Linked DNA regions of Homo sapiens: all the other regions are linked to region 2. Evidence: chromatin contacts called from ENCODE Hi-C or POLR2A ChIA-PET data. All regions are on one chromosome and are shown on one strand. The core of a region is the stretch at or near the end of the contact, and the rest is flanking DNA. Distances in the headings are between cores, read along the strand shown.

Region 1 (4,975 bases), core at 740-3,239, 1.3 Mb before region 2:
CTTACACTATGGAATAAGGAGGACAACACAGGAACAATGGCAAGAAAATCAGGGCAGACCTCAAGCACTGCCCCTACCTTAGGGGTTTAAAAGAACAAAGCATGAATACTAGCAAGCATTTGGGCAGTTTGAAAGCCTCTGGTGGGGAAAGGATGCAGGAACCCAATAAAGGAGTCAGAAACTTGGTTTGACACTCCTTTCCCAGAGAGAAGAGGCTATCAGAGATGTCTTAGACAACAGAAGCCCCTTGTCTTCAACCTGGGCTGCTAGAGCTTGGATCTACTCTGCCAGTGGCACCCACCTCTTCCAAGAAACAGTCATGTTCCTCCTCTTTGAGAAAATCAATGTCCCTGGAGGAGATGATGCCCACCAAGCGGCTCCCCATCCGGCCTGTGTCTGTGATTGGGATACCGCAGAAACCATGCCGGGCCTTGGCCTCAAAAACATCCCGCACGCGATCCTTGGGGCTGAGGACCACAGGGTCTGTGATGAATCCCTGTTCATATTTCTGGAAAGGGATGGTGAGAAAGGGCATCGCATCTTTGAACTACTTTCATCAGGCTCTTGATCTGAAGCATGGGGTCTCTGCTTATCGATCCCTTTGGCAGTGCCACAAGACCAAATCACACCAACACATCTTAGAGACATGGGTAGGCTGGAGGCACTGTACACCTGGTCTATTGCTGCTGCTTTAAGAAACAGAATCTCAGGGTCTTCTCAGTAACTGAACCCCATGGTGGGAAGAAAGAATACTAAATTAGAATAAACCCCTACTCCCACCCCACCCCACCTCAGTGCAATTCCCAGGAGCGCTTGCTAATGATCGTTGCCCTTCTGACCTTCACTTTCCGAACTTCATTGGCCTGGAATTCAGGTGTACAGTTGTGGTGGATGAAGCCAATACCGCCTGTAAGCTACAGGATAAAAAGAGACTACTACTAAGTGACAAGAAGCAGGACTGAATGCCTTTGGGGAAAGGCGATGGAGTCCTTGCTCCTTCCCCCACACCCCATGGGGCTCACCGCCATTGCTATGGCCATCCCAGCCTCTGTGACTGTGTCCATGGGAGAGGAAACCAGTGGGGTCTTAAGAGTGATTTTCTTGGTCAGAGCAGAAGTCAGGTCCTGAGGAGACAAACGTCAACCAGTGTGGGAAAGCATCCCTTACACCTCAAGGTGTTACTGAGTCCCCCACAAAAAGGCACTTTTGTATGACCTGCATGCTAACAAGCAACATGATCCTATAAAATCCACCCCCAAGCCCAATCTGGTGAGTTAGCCCAGAGACCAGGTGATAGTAGCACCTTAGCTCACCTTGATGTTCAGGACCCAATTCCTGATCATACTCACCACCTGGTCTGCAGTGAAGTCGATGTACCCAGGGAGAATGAGAAAGTCACTGCGAGGGAAGGGAGTGAATTGGGAGTAAAGCTCTCAGCTTAGGGCAGCATGAGACTCCATCCCCATGTACCAATCAACCCGTAACGCATGTGAGCAGAGAGTGGCACTGACAGAGTCTGTGTGTCACAGGCACAGCACAAGGTGGAAATGGGTACAGGGGACCTTTTCTGCCACCGAGCTGTCATCAGTGCTCCTGGCACCCTGACAATTCCATGTGTCTGGAGCATGGAATCTCCGGCCTGAGATTCCAAGCACTACTGAGATGCTTCTCCGTACCCCAAGCACCGCTCCAGATGTCTCAAAGTGAGCCCCGGAGGTGGGTGGCCAATTCCCGAAACCTGTCCCCCACGCCCACGCCCAAGGCGGCTCTCGGAAGCCCCCATCTGGCCTTTTCCCCAGGGTGCCGCCCCTCTCTTCGCCCAGGTGAGCCCCATAGGCCCGCACTTGTAGGTGAGGCCGTCTCCGCAGTTGAAGAGCTGCTGTGCTGTGAGTCCGTCGTCTGGCACGTAGGACGTGCCCCCACTAATCAGGTAGTCGGCCATGGCCAACACAGGACACCGCCGCGTGTCTCCGAGGACCGCGCCGCAGAGACCTCTGCCGTCTGGGCCGCGCCAATATAAACCAGCCGATTTCGTCACTGCGCTGCGCGCGACGCTGACGTCAGGGCGTAGTGCGCGCGGGCGGAACCTACCCGCCTCGCTGCGGCGGGGGCGGAGCTGGCGCTGAAGAAACAGCGCATGCGTATAGCACATAGTGGCCTTGTCACTGAGGAGCTGCCACTTCACGTCCCACCCCACACTCCCCGCAGGACCTCGGCCAGTTCAATTAACAGGCAAGGGTTTACTTCTACTGTCCCGCCGGGCTCCTCCCCAAAATAAAGAGACGTTGTTCACTAACATGTTGAAAAGACGTGCTTGTCATTCTTAATAAACAACTAGAGTAAGAATACATAAGAGAAACAGAGTGGTATCTTTATATGATACACAAGTGTATGTTACAAGAATTCCATCAGGCACAGGAGCCTCAGGTTTTAAGGCCTCAATGTTAGGCCAACAAAAAAAAAAAAGGCATGGTAAAGTTTTTACTTTTACATCTAAAATGTCACTTGTCATAAAGGAGGGTGTAATAGAAATTGTCTTTAATAAATCATAATTGAAGTTCCCCTCATTTTTCTTCCATTAAGATGCTAAGTTTATGTCTGATCATGAAGAAAGAAAAGAACATCGTTCCCCTGTGGTCAGCAAAGTCTGTCAGCCCAGTGGAAGTCGGCTGGGGAGATTCCCTCCAGGGTCCATCCATCATTAATTCCATCTCTCTTGAAGATGGAAAGGGGCCACATTTCTTTTCACAGTCCAAGCCCTTTCCCCAGGCCCCAGACAAAAAAGAGTCAGCCAGCAACTTTCTAGGACATATGACACTCAAGGAAACCCAGAGCCACCATCGGCTGAGGAGTCTGCCGCAGCAGGTTTATGAAGATGCAAAGGGGGCAAAGTTTTCTTTTATATTTTAAACAGAAGCAGCCTGAAAGGCTTCGTAACTACACCAATAAAAAAAAGAAAAAAAAAAATGGAGGCCTCTTCTTTAGTGTGAAAGTCTGTCTGGTTTTTCCTGGCTGGTTTCTCTTGTGCCATGGCCAAGGCATCTCAGTGCATAGTGCTTGCATTGGCCACTGCGATGGCCTCCTGAATTTCTCTTATCACCAGGATCCGCGTCAGCATTTGTCCCATCTGCTCTCTGCTGATAGGCTGGACTGAGTACCAGATTGGGCTGTTGGGGGCCACCACTGGCTCAGGTGTCAGGTAAAAGGTGTCATTCCGGCCTTTCACACTCTGGGGGCTGAAGAATATGCGGATAAAAGTTGGGTACCACCAATATAACTTCAACCCTCCCACCCTGAACTTCCCAGACAGATGCTGTCTGCAAACAGTAAGGCCCCAAGTTATTGTGGCACAGCTACTGAATTCCATGCAGCCACCACACACTACATCCTGGTCCTCCTTTGGGACTACTGCAAATCCCCCAAATGTTGGGTTACTTCCCCTCTGCCCCTCCTTCCCACAAACCAGCTGTGATCCATCACTGACTGCACCAGCCTAGGGCTCTCATGGACTCATGTGAGTCTATCCTTATCCTACTTGAAGCCAGCTTCACTGCTCAAAGCGTCTATCTCCAAGTCTTTGCGCTTTTTTTTTTTTTTTTTTTGAGATGGCGTCTTGTCTCCAGGCTGGAGTGCAGTGAGGTGATCTCAGCTCACTGCAACCTCCGCCCCCTTGGTTGAAGCGATTCTCCTGCCTCAGCCTCTGGAGTAGCTGGAACCATAGGCACGAGCCACCAAGCCCAGCTAATTTTTGTATTTTTTAGTAGAGATGGGGTTTTTCCATGTTGGCCAGGCTGGTCTCGAACTCCTGACCTCAGGTGATCCACCCACCTTGGCCTCCCAAAGTGCTTGGATTACAGGCGTGAGCCACGGTGCCCAGCCTCATGTTGTGTTTTCTACCCAATAATGATGGCCATTACAGTGGGGCCCTAAACTTGGGTTCACCCCCCTCCCCCGAACTGTGCTGTACCTCTATTAAGTACTTGGCATGCTGTATCCTCTAACAGTTATTCATCCATCCATTCAAGATTTATTCAAGGGTTACTAGTGCCAGGTCAGCACTAGGTGCTGATATTTAAAAAAATGGGCAGGAAAAGTATTTCCTACCCATGGAGCTTACAGATAGGAGGGGACACAGGTAGCAATTAAAGTTAAACAAATACAAAATAAAAAACAGTGATAAGTGCTACCGAGGAAACAGTCACAGGGAAGAGGTGGGGAATCTGGAAATGCTTCCCTGATAAGCTGTGTTTAAGTTGAGAAGAGGCATAATATGATGTCCTTGAGTGGAGAGGAGCTAGTGTGGCTAGGGAACTAAGAGCTCCACAGACATGAGGTTAGCAAGGGGGAGTGCATCAAAGGAGTTGTCTGCCATAAAAGAATTACTATGTAATGAGAAACCATTGAAGGGGCAAAAGGGAGAAAAAGCTGAGAGGAGTCTCACCTAGATTAATGATGGCAGTGACAAAAGGTCAAGGTCAGGAAGCAGGGCCATGCTCAATATGTGATGAAGGTAGATTCTCTGTACCTTCATACCCTTTTCATGAAAGGTGACTGTAGGGACCCGGGACCCCTTTTTCTATCAGTGCTAGGCACATCACACACCTTTGGAAAGCCAGAGCAAGGCTGCTTCTAAATTTAGCTTTCTGGAAGTGTTTTTACTTGGTTTGGGACTAGAGAATGCCTCTCCCCTATGATAAGTGATCACACAAGTGAGCATGCACACGCATACACACACATGCGCACACATGGACAGCAAGTCACAATAAAGCCTCACCATTTGAAGAGGTAGAAATCATAGAGCTTGATGGGACATCTCAATGGATTCTCTGGATTTTCCGTCTGTTCTGCATACATGTCATCTGTAACTATAAAACACACATCCCCACCACCACAGACCTGGCATCAGACTGCCTTACCTCAGGCCCAGATCAGGAAACTTAGGCTTTCAGCCAGCCCAACTAGGAAATACAGGGTC
Region 2 (4,435 bases), core at 1,735-4,234:
TAGCACGCTTCCCCCCTGCCCGTCAGTCTCACACATGACAAGTTGGTATAGACAGGACAGTCTTTCCCTGCTGCTACCCAGGCTGCCATCCTGATGATGCCCTTGCCAGTTCCATCTAAAGCCTGCCAAGGCAGAGAGCTAGTGTTACGCTAGTCACTTCCTCACAAGGACCAGAGAGACAGATAGGAAACCCTGCCTCCCTCTCCTGGTAGCCCTTTGGAGTTGGGCGTGGCCATGCAGTCAGATGTCAAACTGGCTGGAGGAATAACCGCCACCCCCATGTAAGCTAACAACCATAAGGCTATGCCAAGAACCCGCCTCTTGACCCTCCCTTCCTCCCCACCAACCTGCTTCCCCCCTGTCCATTTTCTTGGGCCTAGGCAGAGGTTTTTGAATGTCCAGCCAACCCTAACATTCCAACACCTCTCAGTGGAGGAGGGGTCCCCACTGGCCTGGCCCCACCTGAATGGCTCTGAGGGACAGCTCAATTCCTACCAGGCCCAGCTCACCTGGCCCCATCTTTAATACCAGCTAAGGTTAAGAGAGACTTCTGTCCTTAGGGCTTATCACCTATAAAGACCCAAGCTCTAGGGCCCAGAATTATGCCCTGCAGCATGCTGTATATACTTTTCAACACCTACCATACCTTGGGCCATAGTGATCTGTGGCCCTTCCCCAGCTGGAACTCCTTCAAGAAAGGAGTGTGTCCCACACTCAATTCCATAGCCCAGTGGAGAGTAAATACAGGGATAACTGCAGCTAAATTCATAGAGCTTCCTGCCACAACCCCATTCACAGGTGAGCAAAAGCAGGAGCCTTGGCAATGCAAAAGACAAAGCCCGTCCCAGATTTTACTACTCGAGTAATTGCCTCAAAACAGTGAGGAATAATGTTGGAAATGGAGCTGTGGATCTTATGAAGGCTGGGACCACTCTGCTGGCTCCACAGATCTGGGAGAGAGAGTAAGCTGAATTTAAAAAGATCCCTCCTGCCCTGGCCAAAGTGCATTCAGTGAATAATTCAGCTGGGACTCCTGATGCTGTGGATAGCTTGGTTTACAGATAATGAAAGGGTCATCGCCACTCCCTGGTGTCAGCAGGCTCCCTCAGTGGGTCATGTAGCCTGTCCCTGGTTTTGGTGACACATGCTTGCTGGAGACAGAGGTAAATGTGGTAATACCCCAAGCTTCCCTCTCAATAAGTAAGTGGCAGAGAAGCACAGCATCTGAGTTAAAGCCCAGGAAGAGGACACAGCATTTGGAAATTGGAGTGGCCCAGATCACCTTTTGAGGACCCCAGGCCTCCTTCCCTGTCCCTTCCTCACAGGGGAAAGTACCAGCAGGTTGCTTCTGGCTCCCACAGGCCCAATGTCTAGGATTCTGAGATTCTGAGGCAAGGCCAGGGTTCTGTGTCCCTCCACTGGGACTTCACAGCACCAAAGGAAACTGCATTTCTTGAGACTTATTAAGTGGCCCGAGTGGTGAGAAAAGTGCCTCGTGGACCCCAGACACCTAACTGCTGAGTTCCTTAAGGCCAAAGACTGATTTTGTCTTTCCGGATGTGCCCCAATACCTGACTGTAGGTCTCCACCTATGTACAGCGAACACCTCAACAGATGGCATGTGACTCGACCAGTATGCTCCTAGCTTGACAAGATTTTGGAAAATTTCACAGTACCTTCTCCGCTCGGCGTCTTGAGGGTCTGTGCCTGGCAGGCTGATGGTGATGGAGGATGGGGCACCCACATCGTAGCGCTTCACCGTCTTCTGGCATATCTTTACCTTCACCAGGAGGCTGTGCACCAAGTTCGCCAGCAAACCCACCACAGGCTGCAGGATCTCAGGGAAGAAAGTGGCGAAAGCAAAGTGGTCAGCCATGTCCCCTCGGCCCCGGCTATGGCGCTGGTAGAAGCGAAGATATACCCAACTGGAGAGCAGCCCGAAGCCATAGGAAGCCAGCGCCGGGCTCTGGAGCAGCGTGGCGAGCCGCAGCAGGAGCAGCAGCGCCAGCAGCAGCATGGGCATCACACTGACGCGCACCTGGGGCACTCGCAGGACCACACAGTCCCCCATGGTTTGCTTGAGTGCCACCAGGACGCCACCTAGGAAGCCCAAGGCGCCGTGGATACGGACAGTGAACAGGTAGACCAGGTTGAAGGAAGCCATGTAGGTGAGGAGGTAGGCGAAGGCCCCCAGCAGCCCTACAGACACATTCACCACTGAGAAGAAGATGAGCAGCTCCAAGGCCCCCCAGAGGGGCTCCAGCAAACGCCCGGCCACCACCACCGTTGTCAGGCTGATGGCCACGTCCCACACATGCTGCTCCATCAGCCCATGGGTGGCCAGGGTCCAGATCCAGAAGTTGGGAGGAAAGAGGTAGCCCGGGGTGACCGCCAGGCAGCCTGTGTCCACGGCGAAGGAGAGCAGGTAGAGGAATAGTACCGCCGCACACAGAGCCTTCACCACCACGCTGGCGCTGGCCAGAATGGCCCCCAAGTGCTGGCGGGCGCCTGGCAGGGCACGTTGCATCTTCCTGGCGGCTGTCGGCCTGAGAAAAGGGTCTGGTAGGCCAGGGGCCTCCCCGGGGCCTCGTCCTAGTCCGGCCCCGATGGGAGGCCCAGGCCCGGCCTAGTCACTGGCCTATGGCCCTGGTAAAGGATCCGCTTCCGATCGGGTGGGGCTCTGGTCCCGAGGGGCCGAGTCGGGCCTTGTTGCCGGGCCGCAGCGTAGGCCCCTCGCCCGGGACCTGAGGGAAGGCCCTGGACGGCTGCGGCACGCCCGCCTACCCACCCTGTAGGCCCCGTGCCAGGCTAGCCTGGTTGGCGTTGACCTCAGGGCTGGGCCTCCTCCATCCACTGCGAGGCCCTTCGGTTCGCAAGGGGACTGGTGCCTCGTTCTGTACCCGAGTCAAGCCTGGTCAGCTCCCGCTCGGCCTGGCTCCTGGCTTCGACCGTACCTCTTCTCTCGGGGGGCCGACAAACAGGGGTGCTGCGCCTGCGCGTCCCCGGCGGCAGCGGGCTGTCCTCTAAGCGCCTGTCTTCCGGCTCCTCTGCATGCTGGGATACGGAGTCCTTGGTTGCAGCCGGGGAAGAGTTGAACAGGGTTCTGGCTAGAACTACAAGTCCCAGGAGGCCATGAGCACGGACCGGTCCCGTTGTGGTGAGCGCGGGGTGTGCTGGGAGTTGTAGTTCTCAGGGACCGTTTCCGTCGGTTCTCAGGAGGTGGGAAGGGATGAATTAGCATCTCTAACCCCTGAAAGCGGCGGTGAGGGTTCGGGAAGCAACACAGCTCTAGCCCCCACACTTGCTGAATTCCCTAGGAAGAGTAGCTCTATTTGTGCGTGTACCTCTGAGCGAGTGTGTCCTTGTTGGCTGGCGTGTGGGTAGGTGTCACTGTGTGAGAAACAGAACCTCCGTGGTCTGGTGAATGGGACCTGACCCAGGCTGGAACCCTTGCTCTGCCTCGGAGGCTGTGTGGCATTGGTTGGTTAAGTTCCTGAACCTTTTTGAAACTCAGTTTCATGGGCCATAAAATGTAGCTGATGACATGATCTTCCTGTCCTAATAATCAAAGGGGAAAGGGGTGTAAAATGCCAGTCCACCCTGGGTGCTCAGCGAGTGCTGCACATGTTGCCTTTTTTTGTTTGTTTTCTCCCACTTGGAAAAGTTTTTTGTTTGTTATTTCACGTTGCCCTTTTTCCAAGTGAGGTGGACCTGGAGCACGAACCTAGGGCTCCCTCCCGCATAGGGACGAGGCTGGGCAGCCCTCAGTGACCCTCCTCCCCACCAGGGACTTCTGATAACTGCGGAGGATGAGAGGTCTCTCTACAAGCCAGGTCTCTCCACAAGCCTGGGCTAGGCCTGTTCTGGTCCCACTTCACGCCACAGTGACTTCTGACAGGTTGTGTTCTGTGTCTTTTTTTTTTTTTTGTATATGGAGTTACTTTTAAAAAACTGTACATATAGGCTGGGCACGGTGGCTCACGCCTGTAATCCCAGCACTTTGGGAGGCTGAGGCGGGCAGATCACCTGAGGTCGGGAGTTTGAGACCAGCCTGACCAACATGGATAAACCTCATCTCTACTAAAAATACAAAATTAGCCAGGTGTGGTGGCACATGCCTGTAATCCCATCTACTCGGGATGCTGAGGCAGGAGAATCGCTTGAACCCGGGAGGCGGAGGTTGCGGTGAGCCAAGATCATGCCATTGCACTACAGCCTGGGCAACAAGAGCGAAACTTTGTCTCAAAACAAAACAAAAAGCTGTCCATATAATTAAAATAATTCTATGACAAAGTGCTTTTATAAAACACAGGATCCCTTCCTTTCAGCCACTGATTTCAGTGTGTGCTGATGTGTGCATGGCCTACAGGTTAAAAAGGGTGCTGATGCTTTTTTTCTGGGGTCTGGGTTCCCACTGGTTGCCACATCTGGGTAA
Region 3 (2,700 bases), core at 1-2,500, 1.6 Mb after region 2:
TGCAAGAAATACTTGACAGCTTTGTTCTGTTTTCCTGCAATTTCTCAATCAGTCCAGTCCCTGCCAAAACCTAAGGAGGTCTCAATGGCCTCGGATTGGGGCCCAGGGTCCTTCCCACCCAGAGACCTCGCAGAAACAAGACTTTGCAGGACCAGAAACTAAAGGAAACAGCCACGATCTCAGAGCCAAGGGACAGAGTCTTGGATTCTAGGCTCAGTTCTGTTCGGACTCACTCAGTCTTCCGTGCACCATGGGACTCAGTTTTCCCTCCCACTATGTGGAAAAGAATAGCTCACCTCTCGCTCTCAGAGTCGCTGGAGATCTCCTCATTCATCTTGCCGCCACCCTTGGATTTGCCCCTGTCCCCCGCAGAGTCGGCCTGGGAATTATACGGTCTTTTCTTTGGTCAGGGGTCCAGACCACCCTGGCATTGACCAAGGGCCCCCCCCCCTCGGTTCCCTCAGAACCCCAGGAATGGGGAAGGCGGTGGTTCCCGGGTTAAGCGAACGGCTTTCTAGGATTTGGCCCGCGGAGAGAGGGACGAAGCTGACTCCAGCAGGGGTCCAGGGCGAAGGGCTGGGGAAGGGCCGGGACCCAGGTCCCCTGGATGGGATGACGGTTGTCCCAGTAGCAGGGCTGACCGCGGCCCTCAGAAGCGCCATGCTCACCTTTCGCCGCCGCTTGCCGGCCCCCGCGCCAGCCCCGGCCCCAGAGGCCGGCTTTCCCCGCTTACGAGCAGCCGCTGTTGCCGACATGCTGCCCACCAGGCGTGTAGCAGCGGCCGCAGAACTCACGTGGCAGCTGAACCCTCCCAGCTCCCCAGCCGCCTGGCAAGACCCCGCGTATTGATAGGCTTCCACCGCCCGCCGGGCCCCGCCTCCTACTGCTCCATTGGGTCCTTCTGCAGGCTCTGCCACGCCCCCAGGCACCCATAGGATGCACGCTTGTAGCCCCGCCTCCTGAAGTTCCTAGGCTCCCGCACCAGGCTCGAGTAGGAAGCCCGCATCTCCACGGCGCTTCCGGCCTGATGCTGTGGCGCTTGCGCTCTGCTGCTGGCCCACTTCGAAGTCGGAGCAAGAGCCTTCTCTGTGTTTGCGCCCCTTGGCCGCTGGGGGGCGCCAGAGACGCGGCGCCCTTTCGCGTTCTGGAACGTGACTCCTCCCCTCCATGGGCAGCCCGGCGCTAGACCCAACGGGGATCCAAGCAGCCCCGGGGAGAGGGAGGCTGCGTCTGTATCCGGGCCCAAGGTCACCGCGCGACCGGCAGATGCGTGCTGCAGGCCCCGGCCACATGAGCAGCGCTACGGACGCGACTGCCCCGGCCTTGGATATGCCAGATCGAGTGTCCACCCGTCCGTGGGACTGGTCGCCTGACTCGGCCTGCCCCAGCCTCTGCTTCACCCCACTGGTGGCCAAATAGCCGATGTCTAATCCCCCACACAAGCTCATCCCCGGCCTCTGGCGATTGTTGGGAATTCTCTCCCTAATTCACGCCTGAGGCTCATGGAGAGTTGCTAGACCTGGGACTGCCCTGGGAGGCGCACACAACCAGGCCGGGTGGCAGCCAGGACCTCTCCCATGTCCCTGCTTTTCTTGGGTGAGTGTCCTATGGTCCTGCCCACGGCAGGGCAGGGCAAGGCCTGGTGGGACTGGCCTTTGCCCTCTATCAGTTCAAGGCCACTGATCCGGAGTTCTGGCTCCTCAGAACTCTTGAGTCCATTGGGAAGGGCTTCTACAGCTCTGGGTTCTAAGCTCCGGGAGGATAATCTGGCCCCAAGAATCCTGCCCCCAGGATCCTCTGCCCACCCTCCCCCATAGCTCGGTGACTCGGCCCGGCAACCATGCCAGGGCTGAACTAGCTGACACAGGGGGAGGAGCCCCGAAGTGGAAGAGAGAGAGCCTCCTTTCACTTTCCCTACCCCTCAGGACACACAGGTGAGCTGCAGAGGGTAGGGAGCCAGGCAGACCCTGTTGACCAGAGTGGGCAGACTGGACAGAGTCCTAACCTTGCACTTGGGACTGGGGAAAGGGGTGTTTCTGAGTGACAAAGAGCTGGGTGTGGTCTGGGGCTGGGAATGCCGTCAGAGTGGACACAGGATGCAGTGGGAGGCCACCGAAGGGCCAACCCGGGGTGGGGCAAGTTGGTGCTGTGCTGGCCCAGGGCAGGGGTGGGGACTGAGAGTGGGTCGTTGGGGATGAGGAGACCATGGAGGCCTAAGGGCCTCTCTGTGCCCCAGGACAGCCATGGCTCCAAAGCCGAAGCCCTGGGTACAGACTGAGGGCCCTGAGAAGAAGAAGGGCCGGCAGGCAGGAAGGGAGGAGGACCCCTTCCGCTCCACCGCTGAGGCCCTCAAGGCCATACCCGCAGAGAAGCGCATAATCCGCGTGGATCCAACATGTCCACTCAGCAGCAACCCCGGGACCCAGGTGAGCTGCAGTCCCCAGTCAGGCCCAGAGCCTGCCCACTGATAAGCACAAACACACCCAGGCCACCCCCTTAGGACTCTGTTCTGGTTTTGGAGCCCAAGGCCCCCAGGTAAGCGCCAGAGCAAGGCCATGTTCTCCTGACCCCAGACATCAGGGCTGTGTCCCGTCAGGTCCAGGCGGGTCACATCTGCCCTTCAGACCCCATGCAGGCCTCCTCCCACCGCACTTAGGGAAAGGCTGTGACTACATCAGTCTCCTGGGCGCTTGCCCATGT

Evidence for each region. A loop is a pair of places that touch in the nucleus more often than their neighbours do. ChIA-PET counts read pairs that join two places held with the same protein, here RNA polymerase II (POLR2A). Pooled maps may share reads with other maps.
Region 1: a map of naive thymus-derived CD4-positive, alpha-beta T cell shows a loop between it and region 2 (6-fold over the local background). The contact joins the promoter of IMPDH2 here to the promoter of TMEM115 in region 2. A Hi-C loop is called at or near these places in 2 of 168 maps with a recorded cell type or tissue (CD8-positive, alpha-beta T cell and naive thymus-derived CD4-positive, alpha-beta T cell) and 6 of 50 pooled maps.
Region 3: a loop to region 2 is called in a pooled map, with 26 times the contacts of the local background. The contact joins the promoter of PARP3 here to the promoter of TMEM115 in region 2. A Hi-C loop is called at or near these places in 4 of 37 single-sample maps with no recorded cell type and 17 of 50 pooled maps. POLR2A ChIA-PET finds 5 or more read pairs at or near these places in 3 of 52 experiments (Caco-2, MCF 10A and PC-3).

Annotation. Positions count from the first base shown.
Region 1 is chr3:49,027,409-49,032,383 of GRCh38, forward strand. It overlaps IMPDH2 (inosine monophosphate dehydrogenase 2), which reads right to left and starts at 1,990. Exons shown (of 14, transcript NM_000884.3): 1 at 1,845-1,990; 2 at 1,350-1,398; 3 at 1,023-1,124; 4 at 840-914; 5 at 302-508. The coding sequence starts at 1,942. It overlaps QRICH1 (glutamine rich 1), which reads right to left. Exons shown (of 10, transcript NM_198880.3): 9 at 4,775-4,865; 10 at 2,299-3,236. The coding sequence ends at 3,044. RefSeq lists enhancers at 1,123-1,725, 1,726-2,327, 1,781-1,990.
Region 2 is chr3:50,356,537-50,360,971 of GRCh38, forward strand. It overlaps TMEM115 (transmembrane protein 115), which reads right to left and starts at 2,985. Exons shown (of 2, transcript NM_007024.5): 1 at 1,677-2,985. The coding sequence starts at 2,527. LOC127898564 (CYB561D2-LOC101928965) reads left to right here. Exons shown (of 5, transcript NR_183066.1): 3 at 1,582-2,140. RefSeq lists enhancers at 2,288-3,178, 2,905-3,204.
Region 3 is chr3:51,941,113-51,943,812 of GRCh38, forward strand. PARP3 (poly(ADP-ribose) polymerase family member 3) reads left to right here and starts at 1,251. Exons shown (of 11, transcript NM_001003931.4): 1 at 1,251-1,596; 2 at 2,242-2,426. The coding sequence starts at 2,244. RRP9 (ribosomal RNA processing 9, U3 small nucleolar RNA binding protein) reads right to left here and starts at 792. Exons shown (of 15, transcript NM_004704.5): 1 at 669-792; 2 at 297-379. The coding sequence starts at 755. RefSeq lists enhancers at 154-802, 927-1,256.